Linked DNA regions of Mus musculus: region 1 is linked to region 2. The links are chromatin loops, found by intact Hi-C in ENCODE. Cell type or tissue: left cerebral cortex. All regions are shown on one strand. Links, peaks and the distances in the headings refer to the core of each region. The heading gives the core; the rest is flanking DNA. Region 1 overlaps Gm32974 (a long non-coding RNA gene). Region 2 holds the start of Gm32793 (a long non-coding RNA gene).

Evidence for each region. Peaks named below come from ENCODE experiments on the same cell type or tissue, not always from the same donor. Only the 100,000 strongest peaks of a DNase experiment are listed, where the experiment ranks them.
Region 1: it touches region 2 in a loop (8-fold over the local background); 2 of 42 quality-filtered maps call a loop at or near these places.

What each region holds. Positions count from the first base shown.
Region 1 is chr1:77,633,596-77,641,937 of GRCm38, forward strand. Gm32974 (a long non-coding RNA gene) reads left to right here. Exons shown (of 5, transcript XR_373560.3): 3 at 3,779-3,963; 4 at 6,287-6,330; 5 at 7,011-8,342. Among named protein-coding and RNA genes, the nearest start is that of Gm32974, 35 kb to the left of the region's middle. In left cerebral cortex, for the core only: a CTCF peak has its summit at 3,641 (motif pointing left); a DNase peak (open chromatin) is centred at 3,638.
Region 2 is chr1:77,518,546-77,526,856 of GRCm38, forward strand. It overlaps Gm32793 (a long non-coding RNA gene), which reads left to right and starts at 3,645. Exons shown (of 6, transcript XR_865558.1): 1 at 3,645-3,927. RefSeq lists enhancers at 3,355-3,830, 6,528-7,154, 6,639-6,658, 6,672-6,689, 6,778-6,797. In left cerebral cortex, for the core only: no CTCF peak of the experiment used is centred there; DNase peaks (open chromatin) are centred at 3,413 and 3,705; H3K27ac peaks cover 1,789 bases.

The sequences.
Region 1 (8,342 bases), core at 216-8,215, 120 kb after region 2:
TCTATCCATATAAGCACAGGAAGCAGTGGTAGGAAAGCTCTTAGGAAGATCCTGATATGTTGGGTGCTTCTTCATTATTACGTCATTACTGTGTTGGTATCGTTAGACAGAGCCAAAATACTCTCAGTTGTAAATCATGAACCCATTCTGGAATTCAGACCAGTATCATGGGTGTCTTTCTTGATTTCTCATTCCAAATACCATCTCTTGCCATAGTCAGAGTAACGATTGTCACCAATGAAAATATATGTATTTTTTTGCTTTGTTCTATAATAAACTGCAACCTTTTCCCATTTATCATACTATCACATTATAGCAATGATAGCATCTCAAATACTATCAACCACAGGCCTGCTGCCTTTTGATTCAAGCTCTGAGATAGGTTTTGCCAAGGGTATATATAATTGCATAATTTTGCATGCAAAATTTATTTGAATTAGTCATTCTATCTATGGATTTTTTTTTCATTTTTTAACATGCAGTTAAATTCATTTGTTTATGTATGTCGGAAATTTTCAAATTGGCATCCCCTTGACTTTATTAGTACTTCTGTGAGGGGCCTGAATACAATGATTAAATTACTCATGCTGTAGATTTAGCTCAAAGGATCTGTTTATCCCATCACAAATGAATTGGCTCTCTTTATCTTTTCCTATTTACTATGTTTTTTGAACATGTAAAACATTTGCATATTTCAAAGGCTAAAACCATAAAAATACATACGAGATATCTTAACGCCAATCCTTGTGCCCTTTTTTTCTTGTGACTACCCATCCTCTTAATTTAAACCATTTTCAATTAAAATCTGAGTTGGCTTCTCTGTGTTTCTTTTTGCATATTTAGTTGCCAGGGTGTGTGTGTGTTGCCAGGGTGTGTGTGTGTGTGTGTACATTTTCTATATTTTTAATTTCTTTTTTTAATGTAAACTGCAATGTGTGTTTGTTTTTGTCCTTTATTATATTATTTAATATATTTTAGAAAGTTCTTTTATATTAGTTCATAGTGATTTTCCTCCTTTTCTTTTTAAAAGTCCAAGTACCATATGAAAGCATAGAATATGAGCATATGTTTATCTATATAGATGAGTTTACAATGAGGAAAGAGTAATGTTAAGTGCTCAAATAGAAGAGAAAATTAAGTTCTAGAACTATTAGCAAGTGCAAATCCACTGCAGCTGCCTCTGGAATGTGAGTCCTGGCAGAAGCCACAGGATCTGGGCTGGGGGATGTAGATGTTGCTCTTGGTTTCGCTTTTAATTATTTGCAAAAACAAAAGTTGAGGCAGCAGTTTGAAACTTGAGCATTTACATAAAGCTAAGCTCTCATAGTAACTGCATCCTTCGCGAAGCAATAGACCAGAAAGCTGCTTTCTTCAGGTGTCTACAGCTAGACAACAAACACCTTCAAAAGGCATCAATGTTTTAGGAAGCACTACTAAAGACAGAGACAATCAACCAATGATGTGAAAACAGTATTGGAAGGAGAATTCAGTAGCTTCACACGGACACTGGGAATTTTTTACTTATCTACTTTTCTTCCTAAAATTAAATTTGTGTTTTCATTTTAGCAACTGTGTGCTTCTGCATATGTATGTGTGTATATGTGTACAGATGTGAGTTGGTATGTGTGTGTACATGCATGCATATGTGCATGTGTGTGTGGGCATGCATATGCATGTGTACATGTATGCATTTACATAGGAGCACACGTGCTGTGGTGCCTACGTGCAAGCCACAGAACAACATTCTGGAGTTGGTTCTCAATTTGCAACTTGTTTTGAGTCAGGGTCTCTTGAAGATCTGGGAAGGGAAGGAGGGAGGGCTTAGGAGCAGGAGGGAGAGTAAAGATGAAAAAGAACCACCATTTAGAAGGTAACATTTTCAGTATTCAGTAATGCTTTGTGGGCATGGAAGGAGAAGTGCCGAACTTGTGGAGACGAAGAGATGCTAGAACCAACAAAAAGACCTAACAGCACACTTCACACACACACACACACACACACACACACACACACACACACACACACACACACGTTGAATTCTTCTTGCCTCTGCTAAAAATACTGAAAAATTTTGCTTTTATTTTAAATGTACCATATGCATCCTGCCAGACCCAAAGGATGCCCGAATTTCTTCCCTTTTAGGATAATTTATATTCCTGCAGCAAAATCTGCCCTTTACAATTTCTCTTAATTATTTCAAGACTAGAGCTATGCAAGCTTGAAGGGTTACTCGTGAAGAAGGGTATCTAGCAGTGTGACCCTGGGAAATTGAGTTCTGATTCACTTAGACACCTAGGAATACAGCAAACATATCAGAGTGCTTCCTAGTGTTGTCAAAAACTCTTTTAAAATGACAAACAGCTTCTCAAAGGACCTCTGAGCTCCTTTCCCGAGTGGCAAAGACAATAGCTTCTGGACCCCTTCAATCGGAAGCTGCCTGGCCTTCTGCTCCACGTGGCAGCCAGCTGTGCTTATTCAATTAATTTCTTTACACATAGCAAAATAACTCATCTCCTTGGTGTGCCTTTTGACATTTTAGGGGTTCATCCCATGTTTTAAAGAAGGAAAAAAAATACTCCTGAAGGATTGTTTCATGTGCAGTCAAAACCTGGGAACTGTCTGCATCATAAAAACATTTGGGTAATTTTCTGTTTATCAATGGATCAGTGACCTTTATTACCCTTATAATCCATTCACTTTAATAATCTGTCACTGGTTTCTGCAAGTGTTGCTACGCTGCGGTCTGTGGTGGTTTGAAAGAAAATGTCTTCTCTAGGCTCTCTCAGATGTTTGATTACTTGGTCCCCAGTTGGTGGCTTTGTTTGGGTTGGCTTAGGAGGTGTGGCCTTGCTGGAAGATGTCTGTTACTGGGGGGTGGGGGGTGGTTCTGAGGTTTTAAAGCCTTGTGCCATTCCCAATGTGCTCCTTCTGCTTGGTGATTGTGGTTCATGAAGTGAACCTTTAGTTTCTGCCTCAGCAGCTATCTCTGCTACCTCTGCTCCATAATCCTATGACCCTCTGTAAGTCCAAATAAATTCTTTCTTCTACATGTTGCTTTTGTCATGGTGTTTTATCAAAGCAAAGAAAAGTAATAAACATACCATCTTTTGTGATAAAATTGTGTGTGTGTATATATATATATATATAAAATTACCTCTAGCTCAAACCTCTGCCAGCAGTTTGGCATCTGGATTAAGCACTTTTCTGTTATGATGATAAAAATGGATGATTAAAAGCAACTTACAAAGGGGTTAATTTTTGGCTGAAGTTTCTGGAAGGAGTATCTACAAGGGCAAGGAAGGCATAGCAACAAGTGACGGGAGCAGGAAGCATTGAGATCTCATCTCATCCTCACACAGGAAGCTGAGAGTACCAACTGGAAATAGGGCGAGGCTGTAAACTTTCAAAGCTCACCCCCTAGAAGTTTGAAAAACTCCTCAAACAGAGCCACCATCTGGGGAAGAAGTGTTTAGACACAAGAGCTTGTTGGGGGTCACTTCTCATTCAATCCACAACCGCATCATCCTTAGGATGGGTGTGGTGGGCCACAGTACTCCTGCTGATGAGATACTTGGGTATCACTTCTATTCCATATTCCCTTCTCTTCTTAGTCTACAGCAATCCTGCCACCTTGTGTCCCTCTGGGAGGTACAAGATGCTTACTCACAGCTCAAGGGTTTCATAGTTTTGTCTCCTTTACTTTCCTTCCACTGACGTGTTGATACTCTATGACAAACATCCCAGACACTCACTAATCCCTGGTTCCGTTTTATGCTAGATATAGATTTCCTTACTGACTGAGCAGTGAACAGGAGGAGCACATCAGGCTCTCCAACCCTCTGCTGTCTTATCTCTACGGTCAGGAGGCCACCGGCTAGAGGAGGATGGAACTACTACAGTAGCCAGGCATTATTGCGTGATAGCTACTTCATGGTCCCCACCCAATGCTGGACACCACTATGGGTAAGAAATGGGTGAGAATTATTCTTTGTTGTTTTAACACTCAGAGGATTTGTGGTTCTTAGAGGTCCCGGCAGAACCAAGAATTTCCCCAAAGATCTATCCCATTAAGATATTTGCTCAAATTTTATCTTGTCAAAGCTATCTTTCTTTCATGACTGTCCTATTTGAAGTAACAGTCCTTTCCCTATACCTCTGTGCTCAGCTTGGCTTAATTTTCTGTATTTGATTTACTTTCCTTACTTAGAATGGAAACCTGTGAAGTAAGGGACTTTGATTTGTTCACTAACATATTACCTAATATCAAAATGAGTATCTGGAACATAGTGGTTAGGTGGCACCTATTATTTGGGTAAGTAAATTTTTATCACAGTACATTCAAACAGGATAGATAAGCATGATTTTAAAAGCCAGTTCCCATTGCTTCTTGCAGTAATTATTGCTTCCATATTTTCTAAATTATATTGTGTCCATATATTAACTTGTGTGTAAAAATGTCACTTAAAATAAAAGACATCCTTTCCAAATAAATTATTTATAATTTTTATTCTCTGTCTTAGGTTTTCTATTGCTGCAAAGAAACACCATGACCAAAAAGAAAGCTGGGGAGGAAAGGGTTTATTCAGCTTTCACTTCCAGATCTTGGTCCATCATTGAGGGAAGTCAGGACAGGAACACAAACAGGGCTGGAACCTGAAGGCAGGAGATGATGCAGAGGCCATGGAGGGATGCTGCTTACTAGCTTGCTTCCCATGGCTTGGTCAGCCTGCTTTCTTAAAGAACCCAGGACCACTAGCCTAAGGAGGGCACCACCCACCATGGGCTGAGCCCTTCCCCATTGATCACTAACTAAGAAGGTGGCTTACAGCTGAATCTCATGGAGGCATTTCCTCAAGTGATGTTCCTTCCTCTCTGATGACTCTAGCTTGTGTCAGATTGACACAAAATCAGCAGTACCTTCTCATTGACAGTTTTAATCCTAACATTTAAAGAATACTCACTGTTTGACCACTAAGTAGTATTTATCTTCTAATCATCATGAATTCATCAAGGTTGAAACCTGTTATTTATTCATTTCCATCAATCGTTGTAGCATGCGTACCATGCAATGGTCTAGGGATTTTCCATTAAAAGATTTTTCATTAAGAGAAAATATAGAAGTGAGCACAGTGTTCCAACACTCAGGATGCGAAGGCAGGAGACCATGCATCCCAGGAAGCTCAGAAAACACAAGGAGATCCTGTCTCAAAATTAGATTAATTCTGAGAGGAAGGTAATAAATATGAATAGACAAAAATATCCTAAATGGCACAGCAAACAACAAACAAAAACAACCAGACCAAACAAACAAGTGTAGTCATGTAACAGAAGTGAGGCACGTGGAGGGCACCAGCTGCCCTTTCCTGGGGCCTTTTGAAACTGAGGGGAAGACAATCAGGAAGGAGCTATACGTTGCAGAGAGAATGCTGTGCAAATGGCACTCACAGCTTGCCCCAAGCTTGCCTCATGACCAACAGAGCAGAACTATGGCTATTGAAGAGGGGTGTGGTAATGAAGGGGAGACACAGGGAGAAGTTGAAAGATTATAAAAGGTCAATTCTGTTACTCATAAGCACAGTTTAAAAGCAAACCCCCAATCAAGGCGGTCTTCTCCATTGTAGTTTCTACTGAAATACAGCATTCCACATGATGTACTGACTCCAAGCCTGAGCCCCCAGAACATGTTAGTTCTTTTATTAGGCACCAATAGATGGCTATAAAACGGTTAGCTCTTAAAAAAGACTTTCTATAGCTCGGCACTCTGTCTGACATGACTTTAAATGTTAATGAAATGTTTCAGGCGTCCACTGTTTTTAAGGCTGTTTGGAGTTCAAGGAACTTCTTGAATACCATCTCATTAAAAAACAAAAAACAAAAAAAAAAAACAACCTAACTTTCAGATTAACTTACACAGAGAAAAATATGTCACAGAACACCTGGTATTTGAGTTAAATTCAATCATTATTTTCTTCTGAGGAGGAAGCGGGATTGATCCTGTACTTGAGTAGTTTCTTGAAATACCTCTCTTCCCAAACGAAAATACATCCGTGGAAATAAAATTCTTTAAAGCCTGTAATTCAGAAGTGAACTTTTATGAAACACTTGGCACTGAGGCTATGTGTGTAACTGAAGAACTTGTAACTGGAGATTTGGGTTGGTTAGCGCCTGGTGACCGATCTCATTGTATTTCTTAACATTCTCTGTTTTTTCAACTTGAGACAGATGGAAGGAAGTCACATGTACGTTCTGTTAATTATCTTTGTTTTTATTTTGTGTGTGCTTGCAGGTGCATGTGGAAGCCAGAGGACAAAGTTGGATTGTGTTTCCCAGGTACCATCCACTTAAAAAATTATTATTATTACTATTATTACATCTACTACTACTATTAATAATAATATCATTGCTATTGTTGTGGTAGGACCTCTTATTAGTTTGGAGCTTACCACACTGGCAAAACTGGCTGGCCAGTGAGCAACAAGGATTCACATGCCTCTGCCTCCAGAATTGAGATAATAAGTATAGATCATCACATCTGGTATTAAATCTATCTATCTATCTATCTATCTATCTATCTATCTATCTATCTATCTATCTATCTATCTATGTACCTATCCAGATAAATTTACTTAATAAGTCTCTCTCTATATATATTGATGTTCATGACGTTTTGCCTGAATGTATGTTTGTATACCATGTGTGTACAACGCCCAAAGAAGCTGGAAGGGGGCATTAGATTCCTTGGGACTGGAATTACAGATGGTTGTTAGCTATCATGTGAGTGCTGGGAATAAAACCCAGATCTTCTGGAAGAGCAGCCTGTGTTCCTAACTGCTGAGACATCCTCATCCCTCCCCATCCCCATGCCATTTATTTATTTATTTATTTATTTATTTATTTATTTATTTATTTTAGACACGATTTTATGAACTGAACTTGGGCCCCTGTGCTTTCGATGCAAGCACTTTGGTGACTGAGCTATCTCCCTAGGGCTTTTAAAATTACTTTTTCAGTGAGTTTTGGATTTCCATGGCTGCCAACCTTCTGCAATGACACTAGAGAAACAGCCAAGGCCGGAATTGCTGAAGTCAAAGGGAGGACATTAACAGAGCACAGCAGCTAAAGAGCAGGAAACCTTGCCTACATTAAATATACAATCTTCCTTGTTCTGTGAGACAGTGCGTATGGATTTGCCATATTTTGTTAATTTTTGTTTTTGGGATGGGGTTTTACTCTGTAGCTCCCGCTGGCCTGGAACTTGCTATGTAGACAAGGCTGGACTTGAACTCGTAAGATCTGACAGCTTCTGCCTCCTGAGCACTGGAACTGAAGGCAAGGGACATCAGCCTGCCAAGTTAACTTCTTTCAGTGTTTTTTTTCTATGTCTCTCAGTAGGAAATCGATGTGAGTTACATCAGAACACTGCAACAATGCTTTTGTCAATTTTTAGAACAGTAGCTTGCAACTTCAGACCACTGGATCCTTTCCTGTGGGAGCAATCACCCACAAGTTATAGCCTCCTGGGGACTTAACTGCCATCCCCTTTTCCTCAGTGATTTGCTGAACAAGGACCTTTGTTTCCCCGTGTGGCTTGGTTGGATTTTGCTTCTATGATGAAGGTACTGAAGGCCATGCTTATTGTTCCTTGTCATTGAATGGAGGTAATAATTGCCAAGTGTAGAGCAGGATGCTAAAATTAAGTGAGGGCCTTTTCAATCATGGCCCCATGCACTTCGGTGTGAGGCCCTGCTGGAGAACACGGTGTAAATCAGTTGAAGAACATAGTTCTGCATTTGAGGCATCATGGTTTACAGCTCCCAAATGACCCCCATCTATCTTCCTCCACTGCAGAGGTGTATAATTGAGCTAAAGAGAGACTTGAGTAATGTGACTCAGGGTGGCGGTTCCATCACTGAGACTTAATAGTGGAACTGCTGCGTGCTTTTTTATCCTCTGAAATGTAACGAAATAGTCGAGGAGACCCAATTCTTCAGGGTGACACTTGCTGAGAGTCTATATTTTAAAATAGAAATAGGTTTTGATAAGCAAAAAAACGATAAATCTCTCTCAACAAAAGAGTTCCCTAAATACAATTATACAAGCTGGAACAGCAACCAATATGATACATGCTGTAACCTGCACTATATTTTGTGGAAAATCGTTTTTTAAGCCTTTATGTTTATAGTGCAATGAAGAGATGCCTTCGCAGTCTCCTAAGGGTCCAAGAGTGACAGGCATCCTTCACACTTGGGGCTTCTGGGGGAACTAGAGCCAGGAGACACACAGTGTCTTTTTTTTTTTTTTTCTTGTGGAGAGACTTTGGCTTAGTCAGTGACATTTATGAA
Region 2 (8,311 bases), core at 1-8,000:
AAAGAAAAAAAAAAGCTTCAGATGTCCTGACAGATTGTGAGCCACCTGACATGTGAGGACCGGGAGGAGGAGGAGGAAGAAGAGGAAGAGGAGGAGGAGGAGGAGGCTGGGAACCAAACTCTGATTCTATGGAAGCACACAGAGGAACTCTGAACCCCTGAGGCATCTCTTCTGTCTCCATATAAACTAATAACTGTAGCTATGCTTGCATGGAGAAATCACTAAGACCTTGAATGTTCTTTTCCACCAAGGACCTGAGCACTCAGACTTTTGGTGCTACAGGAGAAAGGGGAAGGGGCTGACTCCTTTACTTCCTGGAATGAGAAGGGGTGGGGCAATGACCTTGAGTTTCTTCCCTTCTCTCCCGTGGACTGAGGACAGTATGCTTGCCTTTGTCTCTTAGATTCTGGACTTGCTAGTATCTGAGGCTGAGATCTTACCTCCAAGAACAATAGTTTCCAAAACCAACCAAGGGCTGGCTGGATTCTACTCACTTCAAACCAAGATTTCACTGGTCCCGGCAATGCACGGTCACTTTGTTGATAAGGGGTCATCAGTTCCTTCTACAGCTTGGGAAAGTCACATCACTTTCCATGTGGTAATGTGACAGACAAGAGAAATGGTCACAAATGTCTCCCTCTGCAGCCCAGAAGGATGGTGAGGAGAGCAAGGACACAGGCAGGGACCCTCTGAACAACCCTACTCCAGATCTCAAGCCTTCCAGCTAAGCTTCAGGTAGTGGGGGAGGAGGGACAAAATTCAGACCAGATACTTTGTATCTGTTCTGGGCTTCACTGTGAATGCCAGCTTCACATAAGAATTACTTTATTTTTTTAAACATGCCCAAATGAAGGGTAAAACGCTCTTTATTCTCCATAAGATCTATGACACCATTTCCCTCAGTCAATTACAAAACCATGAAAGTCAATCTATACGCCACAGTTATTAAATAGCCCTTAAGATGATTTACTTATTTATATATTTTATGTATATGAGTGCTCTATTTGCATGTATGCCTGCATGCCAGAAGAGGATGTCAGACAGAAGAGGGCGTAGGATCTCATTATAGTTGGTTGTGAGCCACCATGTGCTTGCTGGGAACTGAACTCAGGACCTCTAGAACAGCAGCCAACACCTTAAGTGATAAGGATGGGTATCTCCCCTCCCCCACCCCCATGTCTTAATACTCTAATAGCAGAGGTAGGGTTACTAAAAGACTTTTGGGAATTATCATTGTTTTCTGATAATAAACTAACGGTCAGATATGTGAAAAACATAAAGCCACTTTGATAGAGAAATAATTATCTGTTTAGAATATTAGTTTATGAGCATACAACTGCCACCTCGTCCCCTCCTTTCACCTCTTCCCTTTTAGAAAAACAGTGCCTAGTGGCAATTCTGTAAGTAAGTTGACCACTATCATGCTGCTTCACAATGAAGCTATAAGTTTAGACCCACCCCATCAGCCTAAAGCATGCATTCACTATGCTCTGAACATTTACTTATTATGAACTTTCCAAAGAGTCTCTCTGGCTGTTCCGAAGACGTTGAAAAGGCCATAATTTATGTCTTGTTATGTATCATGTAAATGTTCTTCCAGGCTTCTGGATAATGGAATGAGTGGAGTGTAGTTTGGGAGGAAATATTGCTGTCAGAGCTGTATTTCTGGTTTTGTTTCTTCACCCTAACCAGGTATGCTAGTTGGTAAGGAAGAAGAGCTTCTATCTTGCAAAGACAATGTTTCTTGTGAGATAGAGGCAGGTGGATCTCTGTGAGTTCCAGGCCAGTCTGGTCTACAAAGTTGGATTCCAGGGCAGCCAGGACTACACAGAGAGACCTTGTCTCCAAACAACAAACAAACAAACAAACAAACCAAGCTTCTAAATCATCTTGTCAAAAGAACAAAAGATATGCAACTAAGATTCCAAAAAGCATGCTGTAGGGTTCCTTGTTTTCTTGAATTCTACGCCACTTGAATTCCTACTGAAAATTAATGAGGGCCTTAATGATTTGGGGAAAAGCACCCCCAAATCAACTCCTCTCTGGAAGTAATGAAGAAGGCAAATTATCAGCATTGCTGTGCTTGGAATTGGCGTTGTTTAGAGGCTTGCTGGACACATGCTTAAAAGCAGTGAAGAATTCACAGAAGTCTTTGGACCAGCATATGCCCTGCCATTTTAAGCTATTCTCAAGAACCTTCTTACCCATGGATAGGTGGGGTCACAGTTGATGATGTGTGTGTCCGCACAAATAAATTGGCTTAATTCAGGAACTGGATGAGTGATTTGAAGTAGGGAGGTAAAGAGAAACCGTTAGTAATGGGCCATTGGACTCCAACTCACATTTAAAGTGTTATCAGCTCAACCACTTGTTTTTCTTCTTTGTATTTAAACTCCTCAAATGTATTCATGCCAGCCTCGGCTTCTGCCGGATGGTGAGGATGTTTAAAATTAAGTATGGAAATTTAAAGAATGGTATACTTGTGAATTTTCTGATTCATAATTTTAGAAAGAACTCCCTTACCTGTCTCTAAGTTTATTGAAGGCTGTTTGACTTGTGGGGGATAAATCTTTGCTCTGCAGACAATATTTATCTACGATAAAGGACGCAGTTTACTGCATGAGATGCAGCCCTCAGTTCTGTGTTTAGAGCTAGCAGGTGGAGGAATATACATGTAACCATTCCCAGTTTCTATCTTCTTCATTTCTTGAAACTCCGAATTACAAGGAATTTGAACAATCACACCCAGGCGAGAGAAAGTGAGATTCTAACGTACACTCCACTTAAGAGCAAGGTTTGGTGACTGCCGCTTCAACCTGCCTATTTATATTATGTTAGACACCTATCAGAGGTAATTGCACAGCGGCAGGAAATTAATCAAGTCCGTTCCACTAAATGGTCAGTTTACTGCAGCTCAGTAAAGCGGGCTTCATTTCCTCCGTGTGTCTCATTAGAATTTCACCTGAAACGTTTATGGTTCTCACTTGGATTTTGGTGATTTAAAAAAAAAAAGAAATATGCACCGATAAAAGGCTAGCTGAAGCCCACACCCCCCACCCCTCCCCCCCCCCCCCCCCCCCCCGCGCAGTGCTGAATGCGCAGCCCAGGTTGAAAGCAAGCGCCAAGAGCTGCAGAGGCGATGAGAAAATTGAGGCTGCATTGTGTCTTCCCACTGGCAGCTTTCTTTGGTGATGCGCTTCCGTGTCACTTTACATGATGCTGTTGTGTGTTTGACATCGATCTGCTCCTAAACTGGGGCCCTTATTATTCTAAAGATGCCGTAAGATGGGCAGGCTTTAAAGCTCTTTCACATGTGTCCTCCATGTGGTTAATGATCACAGAGTTTCGGGCTCTAGATCTGCAGAGGCCTCTGATTTAGACGCGTCCCTTGACTGTCTCTCTTGCTTTAATCTGCTCAGCTCTGTCTTTGCCCACCTACACACAGCTGTCCATCTCCGGAAACCTTTCTGCTGTCAGTCAAGTGACAGACGCCTATAGAAGCTTTTTGTGCCAAGGCCTCCTGAGGCCCAGCACCATATTTAGATGGGAAGGGGAGGGGGAGGGGGAAGGGAAAACAAGGGATTCTTCCAAGGCCAGGATTTGAGGGAGGGTGTGGGTGGGTGGGTGTGGGTACACTACCCGTGGGAGGGCTTTGGTGCAAAGCTTCTTCAGAAACAGCTTTCTCAAACACACAAGAAAATTCAAGCATCTATACCAGCCCCTAACATCTGCAGCCCAGCAATGTAATGCAAAACCTCCGTGGGAAGTTAGGCATCCCAGGGCTGATGGAGGCAAAGGATAAAGCAGCCTTCTGTACGCTAAGAGAGCTCCATGCTCAGAGTAGCCCGTTTCTCTCCTAGTATGGGTGCTAGAGGTGTCTAGATTTCTCTTTCTCGGAGCTGAATCTCCCTGATTCTTAGCTGATCTGTAAGTACCCTTATTGTCTCTTCCTTACTTACTTGGGAGCACTGGCTTGGAGCACTGGCTTTGCTAGTTGGATTTGCCAGGGGACAGTTCTGCTTCTGATTTTATACGGATTTCATCCTCTGAGATTTGACGTCTTAATATAGGGAGGAGGTTGCATCTGGTGACAAGACTCCACAGTACTGAGATGTCTCTATTTATACAGCATATGACATCCCCTTTACAGCTTTGTAACTGAAAAATGGGATAGGTCAGACTTGGATCTCTAGGAAGATAGCCTGAATTGAGACACTGACTTTATTCAAACTACTTTTTTTTTTTTTTTTTATTTGATGCCGTTCATACTATTCTCATATAGCTGTTCTGGTCTGTTTTGTTTTGAGACAGAGTCAGAGTATGCGGCCGTGGTTTGCCTAGAACTCACTACTTAGGCCAGGCTGACCTCCAACTGGTGGTACATCTTCTTGCCTCTGTCTCCCGAGTGCTGGGGTTACAGATATGACCACCATGCCTAGATGAATTATGGTCTTTTAACTTGACTCCATATTCCTAGCCAGCTGGAGCTCAAGACTTTTCTCTAGTATCTAAAATTTACAATAAAATCACCAGAAATCCAGACATTTTTCTAACAATAAGTAGATTGTTAGAAAACCCAGAATAAAGATAGTTTTTATGTAGGAGGAAGATGGATGGTTTCTACCTACCTGGATATGAATTAAATTTGCTTTTTATTTAAGGTAATACAAAGGCACATATCACCCCGATATAATTATAATTTAATTCAATAATATATTTTTTAAAACGGCTGTTTCCATTAGCTGTACTCGTTTTAATTTTTTTCTATTTCTATTTTTGTTTTGTTTAGTTTTATCACGGGTAATGGAGGTAAAAAGAAACAAGAGAGACGGCTATTGGAATATTATAGTTTCTCTCTGGTATCAATCCTCTGTGTGTCTGTGTGTCTAGGAATATTGCATCTGCTCACAACTGGGTCTCTCATCAGGCAAAAGGCAGGCAGCCATGACACAGGAGCAACAGTGTAACCAATAAGCCTGAGCCAACAGCTTTATAACCCCCAAGCATGCTTGGGATGTTAACACAGATGCTTGGCAAATCCCTGGGGAATGTTTGGCAAATGTTTGAATCACCACTGCTCTAAACGTGTTGAGTGCAAAGCTAATAATTACCAAGTCACAATAATTTTGTGACTCTTATTTTTTCCCCTAAGCTTATAGTTGATCTTTAAAAACAGTGTTTTTATTTTCTTAAACTTAGTATAAAAATGGGGGGGTGCTAAGAAATGTAATAGATGTTGGGAATCTATATGTACTCATATGATATATGTACTCATATGATATATATACTCATATGATATATGTACTCATATGATATATGTTCTCATATGATATATGTACTCATATGATATATGTACTCATATGATATATGTTCTCATATGATATATGTTCTCATATGATATATGTACTCATATGATATATGTTCTCATATGATATATGTTCTCATGTAATATATGTTCTCATATGATATATGTTCTCATATGATATATGTACTCATATATGTGATAGTAAAGTGGCAGACAGCAAAGGCTTTAAATGTTAAAAACTGAAGTCATATCGAGCAGTCTCTTGGAAGATAACTCACCTATTTATTATTCTGTAATGTTTTGATCTTCATGTTCTGATAAAACACACATGTATAATTTAAATCTAATATCACTTGGAGTTCAACTTTTTTTTTTTTGACAGTTGATTAATTTCCAAAATGATGAACCTGGAGAGAGCATATTGAGTAGTGCTCAGAATGAATATTTCAACGCTCTGGGAACCCCCCCCATAAATCACACTCTGCTCTGGGTAGAAGCAGGCTTTTGGGAAAGACCCTTCTCAGGAAACCAACACGAAGGCCAGTGGTGCTTTCAGAACTCAGTTGGCGCTGCTTTGGTGTATTTCAATACCCAGTGAACCCAGAGATTATTTGTACAAACATTAGACCCATGTGTGTACACACAGACGTGAATTCCCACAAACCCTGAAATACTGTTTGTAAGCCACAGAACTTCATTAGCTGCAAAGAATATTCCTTCCATGCACCACCTGTAGCAGTCTAACCCAGAATAAACATTGTTGTTGCTTTTTTTTAATGTGGGAGGAAGACGGATGGTTAATTGTTAAAGAAAAAAATCAACTCTTTGAAAATCAGCACCTGTTTAAAAAAATTGCCTTATATCATAATAAGAGTATTGGTTTTTCTCTTCCATTCTGTCACGCTGGTTTTCTCTCTGATTCTTCATATTGTGAAACATACATTTTTTCCATGTTCATTTAATACATTCATTTTAGAAAATAACCATAAAAAATAAATTTCAGAAGGTGTACCTGTGTGTGTGTGTGTGTTTGTGTTGGGGGTGGGGGTGGTGCCATACTGCTTGTTGGGGGAGGGCATTTCTACTCTGTGGGGAACATGTTCCTAGTTCCTACTGTTTGAACATAGAGCTCCCTACCGTGTGTGTGTGTGTTCCATATTCCCTATTACCTGTTCTTGAGCTTGTTACAGGCATAGGGAGTACAGTTTCCCCTAGATATGGGAAGCTTTGGTTCTTTCCTGCAGTTGCATGAACTTGCATTGCGCTGCCTTCTGGGTCTATTCATTAAGGCATTTGGGAAATAGATATAAACATTCACAGTCGCTTCCTGTCTGCTACACCAAATGACCAGCCCTGGGTCCTGCCATTTTGGACAAATGTGCCCACCTCTGTAAACAGACTCTCTGATCTCATTTCCCATTGCCTGGACTGCAAACTTGTGATTTCGGGAGCTTGCCAACTGCTGCCTCACACCGCAGGCATTTGTTTCTTCTTGTAGCTGTTTCCTTTACCCAGCAAACAGGAGAAAGAAATAAAATCGCCAACGAACACGAAGAGCCTAGCTGGTTATCAGCCAGTCAGCTGAAAAGTTGAAGAGCTTAGGCGATTCAAAGTGGTGGTGAAAATGAAGTGTGGAAAAACTAGCACTTCAAATTTTTTACCTTCTCCTCTCTCCACGTTTGGCCTTTCTCAAGGTACAGCATAGTTCCCATATAGATTTAGTCTCAGCAGTTTTGTTCATCTGTGAAGGAATGATGGCCTGAGGCATGCGATTTGCAGCTTTCTGGAGGCCCACGTTTGGATCAGGTGCTTTAGACTGAAGCAGAGGAATCAGTCATTTCAAAAGCTTAGTCAAGGGCAACGTCAGCTCACCCTCCCTGTGCCTGGCCCTCACGCTGGCACACTGGTGTGAAGCAGGTCTCTTCACGTGTCTCATGACCTGGAGAATGAGGAGGCGAGAATGTCCATCCCTTCATTTGTTAAATTGGGCTGATAACCATGGCAACCTGAGGATTCTCTCAGAAGTGGCACACTTTCCATTCGGTCACAACAGAGTCGCTGACATAAATACTGGGTTGTCTCCTAAGAGTGCAGGGCCTTGAACTTTGCTGGACAGATGAGGCAACAGATCATTGTGGCAAATCACTAGCTTTGTCAGTATTTGTCTGCGTGTGTGTTTGTGAATGTTAGTGTTTGTGTGGTGTGCATATGTGATATACATACATGTGTGTGGCAGGTGACCATGCCATCGAATGTACGACAGGTGGAGGAGAACTTTGACTGTCCTACTTTATCCTTCTTGGCTCCATTCCTTTGAGACAGGGCCTTTCATTGATTCCAGTGCTAGGCCAGTGGCCAGCAAACATTGAGGGTCTTCATGTCTCTACCCACACTGCCCTGAGATCATAGGCGTGTGCATGGCCGCTTACTTCCTCAGCAGTTTAGAAACATCCAACACCCCTTATAGTCTTCTATAAGAATACACGAGATCCCTCCAAACCCTCATTCTTCCCGTCTGAGAGTTTATACTCCTCTGCCCTTTTACAGACAGCTCACACTTGTACCAATGCATCTTTTACAGCATCTTTTACTAATGTTCAAAATTTTTTCCATGAGTCAGATTGTTTTAGAATCTTTCCATATTGAGGCAAATTACAGAATTTACTTAGTTTTTAAAGACCAGCACACATGCGCACATGCACGCACACACAAACATTCACCTACATTATCTGTTTCATTAGGATAGATACCTATGTGGATATAACTTCGCTATTGCTAATAGAATTGCAGACATCTTTCTTCACAAACTGATTTAATACCTCAAGGATAAATAATCATAAATAGGATCTCTGGCAAATTTCTTTTCTTTGTTTTTGGTTTTGTTTATGAGAAACCTCCTTCCAGCCTTTTGTAATGGCTGTAGTAATTTGCATCTCTATTACCAGTGTGCAAAGGCTTTCTTTTCCACATTAGCACTGGTGGTAATCCTAAATGCAGATGCACTCT